Linked DNA regions of Homo sapiens: regions 1 and 2 are each linked to region 3. A link is a contact called in ENCODE Hi-C or POLR2A ChIA-PET data. All regions are on one chromosome and are shown on one strand. Each heading gives the region's core, a stretch centred on a gene start or an enhancer-like site at or near the end of the contact. The rest is flanking DNA. Distances are from core to core; before and after follow the strand shown. Region 1 overlaps LTBP1 (latent transforming growth factor beta binding protein 1). Region 2 overlaps LTBP1 (latent transforming growth factor beta binding protein 1). Region 3 overlaps LTBP1 (latent transforming growth factor beta binding protein 1).

The links. A loop is a pair of places that touch in the nucleus more often than their neighbours do. ChIA-PET counts read pairs that join two places held with the same protein, here RNA polymerase II (POLR2A). Pooled maps may share reads with other maps.
Region 1: a map with no recorded cell type shows a loop between it and region 3 (5-fold over the local background). The contact joins two enhancer-like sites. A Hi-C loop is called at or near these places in 1 of 168 maps with a recorded cell type or tissue (A673), 20 of 37 single-sample maps with no recorded cell type and 15 of 50 pooled maps. POLR2A ChIA-PET finds 5 or more read pairs at or near these places in 5 of 52 experiments (AG04450, MCF 10A, Panc1 and 2 more).
Region 2: a loop to region 3 is called in a pooled map, with 5 times the contacts of the local background. The contact joins two enhancer-like sites. A Hi-C loop is called at or near these places in 1 of 37 single-sample maps with no recorded cell type and 4 of 50 pooled maps. POLR2A ChIA-PET finds 5 or more read pairs at or near these places in 6 of 52 experiments (A673, AG04450, CD4-positive, alpha-beta T cell and 3 more).

Annotation. Positions count from the first base shown.
Region 1 is chr2:33,274,162-33,278,517 of GRCh38, reverse strand. LTBP1 (latent transforming growth factor beta binding protein 1) reads right to left here. Exons shown (of 34, transcript NM_206943.4): 17 at 3,428-3,553; 18 at 2,595-2,717. Among named protein-coding and RNA genes, the nearest start is that of MIR4430, 140 kb to the left of the region's middle. Within about 2 kb of position 2,602, at least 11 of the 41 ENCODE cell types and tissues checked have a DNase peak (open chromatin) inside an H3K27ac peak, as active enhancers do.
Region 2 is chr2:33,364,722-33,368,688 of GRCh38, reverse strand. LTBP1 (latent transforming growth factor beta binding protein 1) reads right to left here. Exons shown (of 34, transcript NM_206943.4): 31 at 3,186-3,356. Among named protein-coding and RNA genes, the nearest start is that of MIR4430, 52 kb to the left of the region's middle. Within about 2 kb of position 2,073, at least 6 of the 41 ENCODE cell types and tissues checked have a DNase peak (open chromatin) inside an H3K27ac peak, as active enhancers do.
Region 3 is chr2:33,319,667-33,323,704 of GRCh38, reverse strand. The region is part of intron 24 of LTBP1 (latent transforming growth factor beta binding protein 1); the gene reads right to left. Among named protein-coding and RNA genes, the nearest start is that of MIR4430, 97 kb to the left of the region's middle. Within about 2 kb of position 1,390, at least 5 of the 41 ENCODE cell types and tissues checked have a DNase peak (open chromatin) inside an H3K27ac peak, as active enhancers do.

The DNA of each region.
Region 1 (4,356 bases), core at 1,353-3,852, 46 kb after region 3:
TGTAAACTACAATAGACTCCTTGGAGACTGGTGCTATTTGAAAGCAACTTCGTTAGTGACAGCTGAGAAAATCTTCTGTGTGCCAGAAGCCCGGGGACGTTTGGTTCTAGTCCATGATGAAATTTGAAAACAGCCGCGTTTCTTGGCTCCTTCTTCTTTTCAAGACTTTTCATGGGGATAGAATTATATATTATTTACTGAGGGAACGCTAGTCATCTTTCTCCCAAATAATTTTCATATATTGAATATCACCGAATATTCTCCTACAAGCTTCCAATTTAAGTACATAATTTTCCAATTTATTTTCTATTCCTTTCCATCCTATTACTTAAGTATCTTATCTTTCCATTCTTGACCCGTGTGTAGAACTTAAGAATCAGTATTTGGGCCGGGTGCAGTAGCTCACACCTGTAATCCCAGCACTTTGGGAGGCTGAGGCTGGCAGATCACGAGGTCAGGAGATCGAGACCATCCTGGCTAACACGGTGACACCCTGTCTCTACTAAAAATAGAAAAAAAAATTAGCCGGGCATGGTGGCGGTCACCTGTAGTCCCAGCTACTCAGGAGGCTGAGGCAGGAGAATGATGTGAACCCGGGAGGCGGAGCTTGCAGTGAGCTGAGATCGCACCACTGCACTCCAGCCTGGGCGACAGAGCAAGACTGTCTTTAAAAAAAAAAAAAAAAAAAGAAAGAAAGAAAGAAAAAAAGAAAGAGAGAGAGAAAGAAAGAAAGAAAGAAAGAAAGAAAGAAAGAAAGGGAAAAAAAAATCAGTATTTGACTTCTTTGTTGGGGGTTGGGGGATACTGCTCTGCACATAAATGCTTGTCAAATAAACACCCCATTTTTTTAAAGCACTCCCCGCAACTACAGAGGTGCTTGAGATCTATACAAACACAAAAGGAGTCAGGGATGGGGGGAGATTTAAAGAAACTATAACTTCTTGAAAACTAACAAAGTGACAGGCATCATACAAGTTATGGCAACATGAAGTTATTTTCATGAAAACCTGGAAAGTTAACTTCATGGTTCCTATTTTACAGATGATGTACTACGTTTCAAAGGGGCAAAGTCAGTGGCTACAGGTCAGGCAGTTACTGTGGGCGTGGTGAGCTGCTCCCACGCTGCATCTCTTCAGCAGAGGAGAGTTCCCTGGAAGAGCAGCGTGGAGACACTTTACACCTGTGCTTGTTCTGTAGCCTCGTGGCCCTCGGGGAGGGTACAAAACTCCATGCTGATCAGAGATCCAGCAACATAAAACACTCCCACTTCTCTCTAGATTAGAACCCAAGGGGCAGAGGCAAGACACCAGCAGGAGGGGCAAGTGTAGGCTGCCAAAAAATGTCTAATTAGCTCTCCCTCCAGGCCTGGGTCATTAGAGCAGTGAAGAAAACCAACAGGCAGAAGCCAGGGGACAGCTGAGGGCTGGCTGTGCCAACCTAGTCCATCCTGCCCCACCTAACAGAGCCCAGATCTATTAGGCTCTGCTGACAGCCAGGCAGGGAACCCCAAGGAACCAGCACCATGCTCCCGTGCCCTCACAGATCCCGTGTTCCTTCACCCTCATATTTCCATGACAGGTTTTTAGCAGAAGGTCAGTGTATTTCTTCATGAAAATAATTGCAAAAAAAGTGCCATAGTGTTTTGTTTTGTTTTGCTTTGTTTTTTGGAGACAAGGTTTTTCTCTGTCACCTGGGCTGGAATGCAGTGGCATGATCTCAGCTCACTGCAACCTCTGCCTCCCAGGTTCAAGTGATTCTTGTTTCTCAGCCTCCCAGGTAGCTGGGATTACAGGCGTGTGCCACCACATCCAGCTAATTTTTGTATTTTTAGGAGAGAGGGAGTTTCAGCATGTTGGCCAGGCTGGTCTCAAACTCCTGGCCTCAAGTGATCCACCCGCTTCAACCTCCCAAAGCACTGGGATTGCAGGCGTGAGCCACCGTGCCTGGCCTCACTACATTGGTTTCAAAAAGAACCAGAGCAACTTGGACACAAACGTGAAAAGAAATATGAAAAGGATAATAATTGTGACCATGCTATAAATACTTTTTATAACATTTTTATAATGAGAGAAAGCTCATTGCTGTGGTCAATAATGAGGAAATTTTATTAAGCACAGTTGGAATCTGACCAAAGTTTGTCAGACCATGCTTCTTGGGGAGTCTGTGAGAAAGTACCAGAACACATGTAAAAGAAAGCATTGGAGACAAAGGAATGTAAGTAGGTGAAAAGGTCAAAAACAAAAAATCAACACTGGTTACACCTGCAGCATGTTCCCAGATGAATGGTCCGGACTCTGTAATTAAGTCTGTGTTTCTACTAAATATGATGCAATTAATCATTCTATGGTGATTTCATTCCAAATACCAGAGAGGCAGATATTGAGGTGAAAAATAATGAGAGCATGAAGATGGAAAATAATCCCAAAAGAGCCAGTGAAAGGAAGAGGCAAAGAGCCTGTGAATCTAGGAAGCAGAAAGAGCTTGGATAAACTGGTGTCACGCACTGAGTGTGGGAAGGAAACAAGAACCAGGCAAGGTGCCTACCAACCCTGCACATCACCGTCATGTGTGCTGAACACTCTCAGCTGACTCACCCTCACAACGGCCTCTCTGAGTCATGCGGTACCCGCTGTCACAGTATTCACACCGGAAGGCCCCCACAGTATTGACACAGTGCCCCTCCCCACAGACGTCCGGCCTCAGGCATTCGTCAACATCTACGAAGAGCAGATAGCATTGTTGAGTTTTGTGTTCCAAATACTGTTTCAAACCTCTCCCATCTCCCAGCTTAGCTCAAATATAATAACGAAGTAACTGATTTCTTTTTTTTTTTGAGATGGAGTTTCGCTCTTGTTGCCCAGGCTGGAGTGCAATGGTGTGATCTCGGCTCACTGCAACCTCCACCTCCTGGGTTTAAGCAATTCTCCTGCCTCAGCCTCCCAAGTAGCTGGGATTACAGGCATGCACCACCATGCCTGGCTAATTCTGTATTTTTAGTAGAGACAGGGTTTCTCCAAGTTGGTCAGGCTGGTCTCAAACTCCCGACCTCAGGTGATCCGCCAGGCTCGGCCTCCCAAAGTGCTGGGATTACAGGTGTGGGCCATGGCGCCTGGCCAGTAACTGATTTCTACTTTCCCTTTGATTTGTTTGACACACATCAAAATCATCCAGTTTTGATTCATGCAGGGTGGTCCAAAAGTAACATTTAATGTATCTTGTCTATGCACATATATGACACTCTTTCTTCAAAAATGTTAGGGGAAAAAAATCCATTTTTATATCACCTGGGATCTAGCAGACTGCTGTCATGATAATTGTTTAATAAAAAATTCTGGGTTGTCTGGATAAGCACTGAACTGATGATAGTCTTAGGGGATCTAAAAACTCAGATCTAAGAATTTGTAAGCAGGAAGAATGCTGCCATTACCTATGCAGTTAGTACCCTCCTCACTGGCCATAAATCCTGCTGGGCAAATGCACAAGAAACTTCCCTCGGTGTTTTCACAGCGGCCCTGGGAGCAGAGGTGTTGGACCTGAGTACACTCATCAATATCTGTTAACAAAAATACATATAAAAATATTAGTTCTGTGTAGCAAGAACTTAGTTTCCCTGTTCTGTAAAATACCATCATACTATTCCCTGGGTACCACCCAACCTTTATAACTGAGGACAACAGCAAAAGGAGACACGATCTTTCTCCTCGCGTACTTGAAGGATTGTTCCTGGAAGAGAGAAGCAGCCTACTGTGTATCACTTCAAAGGCTAAAACTACAAAACCATGACACTGGTGTTTCAAAGAGGCAGATTTCAGGTCAACACAGAAGGATTCTCCTGATAACGAGAGACATCCAAGCAATGGAATTTGCTGTCAGTAGGGAGTCAGAAATGCCATGAAAGAGACTCTTCCTCCGTGCATGTGGATGGAGTTGGATTAGGTCATCTCTGTTGCCTTTCTAACTTAATATTCTAGGTTCTGAAAGTGACACATATAATGTATACAAATGACAAGGAAATAGCCAAATTATGGACCAGGTGGCTGTCTCCTTTCTCCCCCATACACACACACCAAACAGCAAAATTCACATATACTAAAGAAGTATTAATTAGATATGTTCCTTTGTTGCTTCCTATTGGCCTCATAATTTAGTGCTGAATTTTCTTTTTCTTAAAAAAAAAAAGAGAAATTAAATTTAGAGTCACATTAAAATGATTTATTTAACTCTACTGCATATCTTTCTGAGATACTTTTTTTTTTTCCAAAAGGAGCATATATGAGATCCCTAAATTTCTAAATTGACTGACACCTTCAGGCCAGCATATATGGATTTTCAATTTTAAAATCCCTTTAAAAAAAT
Region 2 (3,967 bases), core at 824-3,323, 44 kb before region 3:
CCCAGGCTGGTCTCAAACTCCCGAGCTCAGGCAATCCACCCACCTCGGCCTCCCAACATGCTGGGACTACAGGCGTAAGCCATGGTGCCAGCCAGAATAATATCATAAATTTAAAGTGTACACACTTAGCCTGGTATTTTTATTTGTCAAAATTTTCTTACTAAGCCATTCCTGCAGACGCATACATGGAGGTTCATTGCAGCATTGTTTATGGGTACCTACCCAAAGGGAATGAAGTCATTATATCCAAAAGATACCTGCATTTGTGTGTTTACTGTAGCACTACTCACAACAGCAAAGAGATAGAATCAACCTAAGTATCCACCAATGGAGGAATGGATAAAGACATTCCCTTTGGGTAGGTACCCAGTTAGTGGGATCGCCGGGTAGTTCTATTTTTAGTTCTTTGAGAAATCTCCATACTGTTTTCCATAAAGGCTGTACTAATTTAAATTCAAATGATGTAACTTCTTTTTTTTTTTGAGACAGAGTCTCGCTCTGTCGCCCAGGCTGGAGTGCAGTGGCGCGATCTCGGCTCACTGCAACCTCCACCTCCCAGGTTCAAGCTATTCTCCTGCCTCAGCCTCCTGAGTAGCTGAGATTACAGGCATGCGCCACCAGGCCCGGCTATTTTTTAGTAGAGACAGGGTTTCACTGTGTTAGCCAGTATGGTCTTGATCTTTCCTGACCTCATGATCCGCCCGCCTCGGCCTCCCAAAGTGCTGTGATTACAGGCATGAGCCACCGCGCACGGCCAAAAGATGGTAATTTTTAAACAGCTGCATGGAATCTGTTTTATAGATGTACATGATTTATTTAGCCATCTCTTGTGCTGGGCATTTGTTTTTCTTCCTCCCCTAACCTTTCCCTGCCCCATCTTGCCCCAGTCCTGATTTTCCTTTTATAAACAATGCTGCAATGAACCTCCACATATGCACCTGTAGGAATGCCTCAGTAAGAAAATTTCTTTATCCATGTAATACCACTAAGCCGTAACCAAGAATAAAATCGTGTGTTTTACAGCAACATGGGCGGAACTGGAGGTCACTATCCTAATTGAAATTACTCAGAAGCAGAAAGTCAAATACTGAACGTTCTCACTTATAAATGGTAGCTAAACAATGGGTACACATGGACATATGGAATGGAGTAATACACACTGGAGACTCCAAAATGTGGGAGTCTGGAAGTGGGGTAAGGGTTGAAAAATTACCTATTGGGCACAGTGTTCGCTATTGTTAAGGGTACACAAAAAACACAGACTTTATTTACCACTATGGAATACTTGCAGGTAAGAAATCTACACTTGCACCCCTAAATATATCAATATAAAAAAATTTTAAGTTCTAACTTTCATCTATTTTAAGAGATCCTAGATTGTAAAATGTATCTTGATATAACAGATGTTAAAAATTGGGAAAAATAACCCGTGGACATTGTTATATGTCATAATTATCAGATGACCCCAATCTCAGGGATGCTGAAGTGCAAAATAACAAGCAAAGTGTAGCTTAGATTGATGACATAGACTTCAGTTATAAATACTCTGTTGGATATAAATATATTAATATACAGCAATAACTAATATCAATATATAATGATAATTAATATATAAGAAAATGCTAGGATGATAAAAACCCAACTGTCAAAAGTGAGTGTCTTTAAGGAGCAGAGTTCAACTGTGATGGGGTAGGTGGAGGGGAATATAACCTCTTTGATTATTTTAATACTTTAGGAGGAATACATGTGATTTTTGGAAAAAAATTAGACAATATAAAACCACTGCATAAATAAAAAAGATTTGAGGTAGTATAGCATTGTGAGAAAATGACTCAAAAGCCTCACTGAACTCACATTAACTTAGTGATTTCACTTTTATCTCCCCGTGGCATCTGCTTCCAGGGCCCGAAACAACCAGTAAAGCTAGTAATTACCCCCTGCTCTACCTACATCCTCCCAGCCCTTGCAACAACCCAACAGGACAGATGTAGACGCCTCCGTTTTACAAATGAGCTGTACAGGGTGAAGTTATTTTCCCCTTGTCATGCAGCTGCTATGGCAGTGCTGGATTCCAGACTCAGTGCCAACTGGCCCCAGACCTGCCCTCTTTCCAATTCTGGGCTGCTATCATTGCCATCTAGTGCTTTGTGTATTTGCTCTTTATCCTTGGCTATTCATTTTCTTCTTACGGGAATTCCCAATTATTTTCTCTTTCATGCTACGTTGGTTTTAAGTTATTTCTAAGCTGCAAAGCTAATTTTCTAAAGAGCTTGAAAGAAATATTCTAATTGAATTAACTAAAAATTAATGCATTTCCTCTTTTCAAGCAATTTTTCCCCTCTCGACCATTCTGAGAATATATTCATAATAAACTCCTTTGCTTTCTACTTGCACATGATCTTTCTAGCTTTAACAAGTCAACTTTACAAAAGGATATACTGGACACTTTCGAGTGCTTTCCTTTAATGAGAAGGTGCTATGATGGTAAAAAAGGGAAATTAGCAATCAGTGCACAACTCAACGGTCACCAAACAGCCTAGCCAGGAAGCACAAAGCCAGCACCTTCCAGGCCTCCTCCAAACTGGGAGAGGGGATGAAACTGGGAGCTTAGCCTGTCTCATCTTTTCCATTTGACCAAAGGTTTAAACCCAGATAGATCTAGAACTTGAAAGGAAAGGAGATTTGTTGAAATACTTCTTCAATTACTTTCTGTACTTTTCCCTTTTTGTTGTAACCCGTTTCTTATATCTCCACATACAGAGATTGACATGAAAATTTGGACTTTGACCTAGAATGATTTTCTACCGTCTCTAATACACATTTTGGTCTAAGTAGAAACTGTTAGGAATGAGAAGAATTGTAGTAAAAAATGAACTGCCAGGAAATATAAATTCTAAGCCTATGCCACTGATTGCTAAGTTATGTTTTTTTGGGTCATTTATCATTCATTGGGGTAATGGAATGAGAGTTTCAAAAATTAACGACAGGGTCGGGAGTAGAGGTAAACCAGGAGCCAAATGTTTATGCAGTTCTGCCCTACACACACACACACACACACACACGGGATGAAAGTAAGATATCAGGAGTGAAGGCAAAGATACAGAAGAGAAATGTCAGGCTACAAAGGAGGTGAGATGAACTTGTCCCCAAAGGCCTCCTGCAGAAGGAATTGGATATGGGCTCACCTGAATCCTTCAGGGGGCAGAGGGCACACTGCATGCCCCAGGCCTCTCCATACAGACAGCAGCACTCAGTGTACGTTGTCTGCTTGCCCACAAGAGGCCGGCTACACACGTATTCATCACTCAGATGTTCCCAGCACAAATCTTGGTAGACATCAGTTTCTTCTATTTGTTCTGAAAGGGAAGACATAGTTCCATGAAAATCGCACAGTTATTCCTATTTATAAACACTGTGTTGGAAGCCAGCAAGTCTCAAAGTTTCCATCTCTATTTCTAAGAGTGACTTCCAAGTAAAAGTCTGAATCCAGTCTGGTCTTTCAATGGATCAATTCTCTGTCATCTCCAACTGGGTGTCATTCCATCAGTTGAAATTCCAGCTGCCCATCCGGTCCCGACACAATAGTTCTCTATAGCTTCCTACTTTTATATAAAATGCCCACTATCTTGCTTGTCCTTCATAAGCCATCAGGCTTCTCACTCTCCTAATCTTCACTTTTTCATTTACTCCTGTCAAACCCTACCATTTCTTTCCATGTAACAGCTATTGGATTCATGCCTTCTTATCCATTTAATCTGCCAAAGCCCTGGACTAGTGACCCTTCATCCTAGAGTCTTTAATTCCTACCTTTCAATTGACTTCATCCAAAGCAGTCTCCTGAGGCGAATGACAGATTATGCCAATTATCAGCGGCTTTTTGCCAATTATCAGTAGCATCAGGGAGGACAGGAGTTTGTCAGTGGACTTCGGGGCTCTCCACCACCCTGTTGAACTCCACCCTCTGTTC
Region 3 (4,038 bases), core at 141-2,640:
TGTGCCCCAACTAATTACAGATGGTCTCCAAATTAGGATAGTTCCACTTATGATTTTTTGTTTGTTTGTTTGTTTTGAGACGGAGTCTTGCTCTGTCACCCAGGCTGAAATGCAATGGTGTGATCTCAGCTCACTCGCCTCCCAGGCTCATGCGATTCTCCTTCCTCAGCCTCGCAAGTAGCTGGACTATAGGTGTGTGCCACCACATCTGGGTAATTTTTTGCATTTTTAGTAGAGATGGGGTTTCATCATGTTGGCCATGCTGGTCTCGAACTCCTGACTTCAGGTGATCTGCCTGTTTCGGCCTCCCAAAGTGCTGGGATTACAGGTGTGAGCTACCGCGCCTAGTCGATTTTTTTACTTTATGAAGGTACAGGAGCAATATGCATTCAGTAGAAACTGTACTTCGAGTTCCCATATAACCATTCTGTTCACTTTCAGTACAATAAATTACATGAGATATTCAACACTTTATTATAAAATCGGGTTTTTTTTGTACTAGATGGTTTTGCCTAACTATAGGCTAGTGTAAGTGTTCTGAGCACGTTTAGAATGTGCTAGAAGCAGGCTAGGCTAAGCTATAATGTTCGGTAGGTTAGGTGTATTTGATGCATTTTTGACTTTCCATTTATGAGGACATAACCCTATCATAAATTGAGTAGCATCTGTATTCCCAATGGCATACAGAGCTGTAAAAAATACAGAAAACAATCCCGATCTCACTGGCCTTAAAGTCTAGCAATGGAGTGTGACAAAGAACAATAAACAAGGTAAAGAAGTAGAATAAGGTGGTAAAGAAATAAAAAAAGCAAAAGGAAAAAAGAACAGGAAGTGAATTAATTCATTCATTACACGGTGAGTGAATCTGAGAAAGAACGGTCAGAAACCGGTTCACTAAGGAAACAGCATTTAAATACGGACCTACAGGAGGCAAGAGGTAACAATCTTGTACTATACTTCTCATTCGTATAATAAATGCCCTCATTCTAAGCTGTTTGTTGCAGCCAAAATTAAACCAATTAATACTTAACCTACTTACAGATTTATTGTGAAGATTAAATGAGAAGACAGGTGCAATGCACTTAGCATAGTGCCTGGCTTGTAATAAGAACTCAGTGAATGCTATTATACATTATTCTTGCTACTGTTTTAATAAAATCATGCAATCAGATATATAATGTATCTCCAGTCCACTCATAGTGGGAGACCAAGATAGTTGCTTAATATTCTATCACATGTCTAAAAAGTAACTGTTTCTGGAATATGTGTATGAAGCATTACAGTTTAGGTCTCAAGTACAAAAACACTGCTTACAATAACCTTCCATGATCTAAAAAGGACTCGGGTTGTTGACATCAAAGGAGTCAGATGTAGGACGCCCAGCACCAGAGCATGAGTGGATGTCAGCATACGGTATGCAAGGTCAGCTAGCCTAGTCACAGACTTCACTTTCTGGCAGTCTTCTGCCTATTTTTTGGCTGCAAGGCAAGTGTTTACTTCTCCTTCTATGAACAGATGATTTCCATAGCTCTGGGGTTTGAAAAGGTCAGCAGTGATAAAAAAAAAAAAAGGCTTAGGAAGAGATCTCAAATTTTTTGCTACTATTATGAATTTCTTTATACAAATGTTGATATATGGAAGACAATCAAGCAATGCATGGAAAATCTGCATTTCAAGTCCAAAAGCAACTCATTCCAGAAAAATTTCCTCAGCTTTCTCCCTAATGATTTAAACATTCATTTTCACTCACTTCTGCAGAAGTACATTCACAGGAAGAGTGAGTGTGAACAGTAGCTTTTATAGCTGGAAGCCACTTTCTTTCTTTACCTAGAATGTTGTATGATCCTTTTTCTTTTTACACATGGAAGAGAGTGGATTCTGTTGTTAAAATTCTCTCTACTAAGAAATACTAAAATCATCATCTCTTAGTACAGTTTTCAGTTTCAGACCCGAAAACTCTTAAAAACCTGAAAATCTTGGGCTAAGCACACCACATGTAACACATTACTGCATCAGAGTTCTTCAGCATCCCACTTGGCTGAGTCATTTTCAAAAGCATTTTCTATTTGGTGACAGATATAAAGTTCTATATCCATGCCACAAAACCACCAACTGCCTTGGGGCACTGTCCACGGCTTTATGCTTTCATTCTCCCCCGTTCATAGAAAATGTACCTAGAAGTGTGAAAACAAACCCCACGTCTGCTCCCAATTTGTTACTTTTTTGATTTGGCAATGTTGTCTTTCTTGTGTTTTCTGGTTCCCAATGAATACAAAATTAGCCTGAGAGTTTGAATCCACCTTCTCTCGGTTGTGATATCACTACTTTCAGTACACGTCAACGCATTGGCAATTTTTACCGGTTTCCATTTCAGATGAATGTGTAAGCAAGGAGTGATTTATAGTAAATACCTAAGAAGGTTATGGGGTTAGAGTCTCTATAGATGTTTAGCAATAGGACTTGATTCCTGAATACTTTGGGTATACTGTGGGAGTCAGAGTTCAGGCTAGATGTGACAAGAAGCCCTCTTCCAGTCTTGCAGTGCTCAATTTTTCAATCAAATAGTAGAATCATTTTTGAAAACTAGGAGGAGAAGCTGCTGATCCCATACTCAGTCCAGGGTATTATTTTGAAAAGTGAGAAATAATATCACCATCATCATCCAAGAGAAGAAAATACAGGAGTGGAATATAGAATTATTAATAAAATGAAAGGTTTTCATTTTTCCTTTCCAATAAAAAAAAGGTAATGCCAAAAATATGTCTGAGTTTTCAAAAAGACTTTAAGAGCAGTTTTAGGTTCCCAATAAGATTACACAGAGAGTTTTCATTTATATCCTGTCTTCCTCACACCAGCCCCCAGCATCTACCACTGCCAGTCTCCTGCACCAGACTGGTACATACAGTTGTTATGACTGATGAACTCTTACATCATTATCATCCAAAGTCCATAGTTTACATCAAGTGTTTACAACTCTTGGCGTTGTACTTTATCTGATTTTCTATTCTTGTCTGGACAATAGAATTCATGTTGACAGCTGCAAGAAAGTCCTCGGCTGCCATCTCATGCTCCCTTACCTATTTATTGATGGGCTTTTATCACTTCGCCAGTAGAAGACCAGTTTGAACATGACAGGCACTTCATATGGCTTCATTTCTTCACTCAGAAAATTTCAGTATTTCTTTCACTTACAGAAGCAGAAAAGCCGATTCTGACCACCCCAGTTAGCATCAAAGCAGCTTTCCACTTCTTTCTCTACCCTTCAGGTCCCCCATATTGTGCTCTACCTTTTCTTTTTTTTTTTTTTTCACAGAGTTTATCACGCTTTTTTTTCTTTTTGAGGCAGTCTTGCTCTGTCACCAGGGTGGAGTGCAGTGGTGTGACCTTGGCTCACTGCAACTTCCAGTTCCCATGTTCAAGCAATTCACGTGCATCAGCTTCCTGAGTAGCTGGAATTACAGGTGTGCACGGCCACAACCAGCTAATTTTTGTATTTTTAGTAGAGACAGGGTTTCACCATGTTGGCCAAGCTGGCCTCGAACTCCTGACCTCAAGTGATCCACCCGCCTCAGCCTCCCAAAGTGCTTGGGATCACAGGTGTGAGCTACCATGCCCAGCCTTTATCACACTTTCTAACATCTTAGTTATCTATTAGTTATTGCCTCTAAGTAAGTGGGGATCTTTTGCTGTTCTTCACTGACAAGGCCCCAGTACCTAGAACAGTGGATGGCACACAGGTAGACACTTAATAAATATCTGTCAAACGAAGGAATGAATGAGGATGCTTTCTAAAAGACAATACTTCAGGGAGTGATTTTGGCCATGGTTTGGAGGCCTAATTAGCCATGACTAACCAAGCCTGGCCAACACCAGAGGGAAAAGTGCCAGGTCCTATAAGCTGCTGGTGCTCCCTCTGTGTGGCTGGGCTCCTTGGGGTCCCTGCTAGATGAACATGGCCGCTGTATCATGTGAACAGGATAGAGTGCACAGGGAGCCTAGAGATGGGGGGTGTGCCGGACTCCACGGCAGTCACACAAG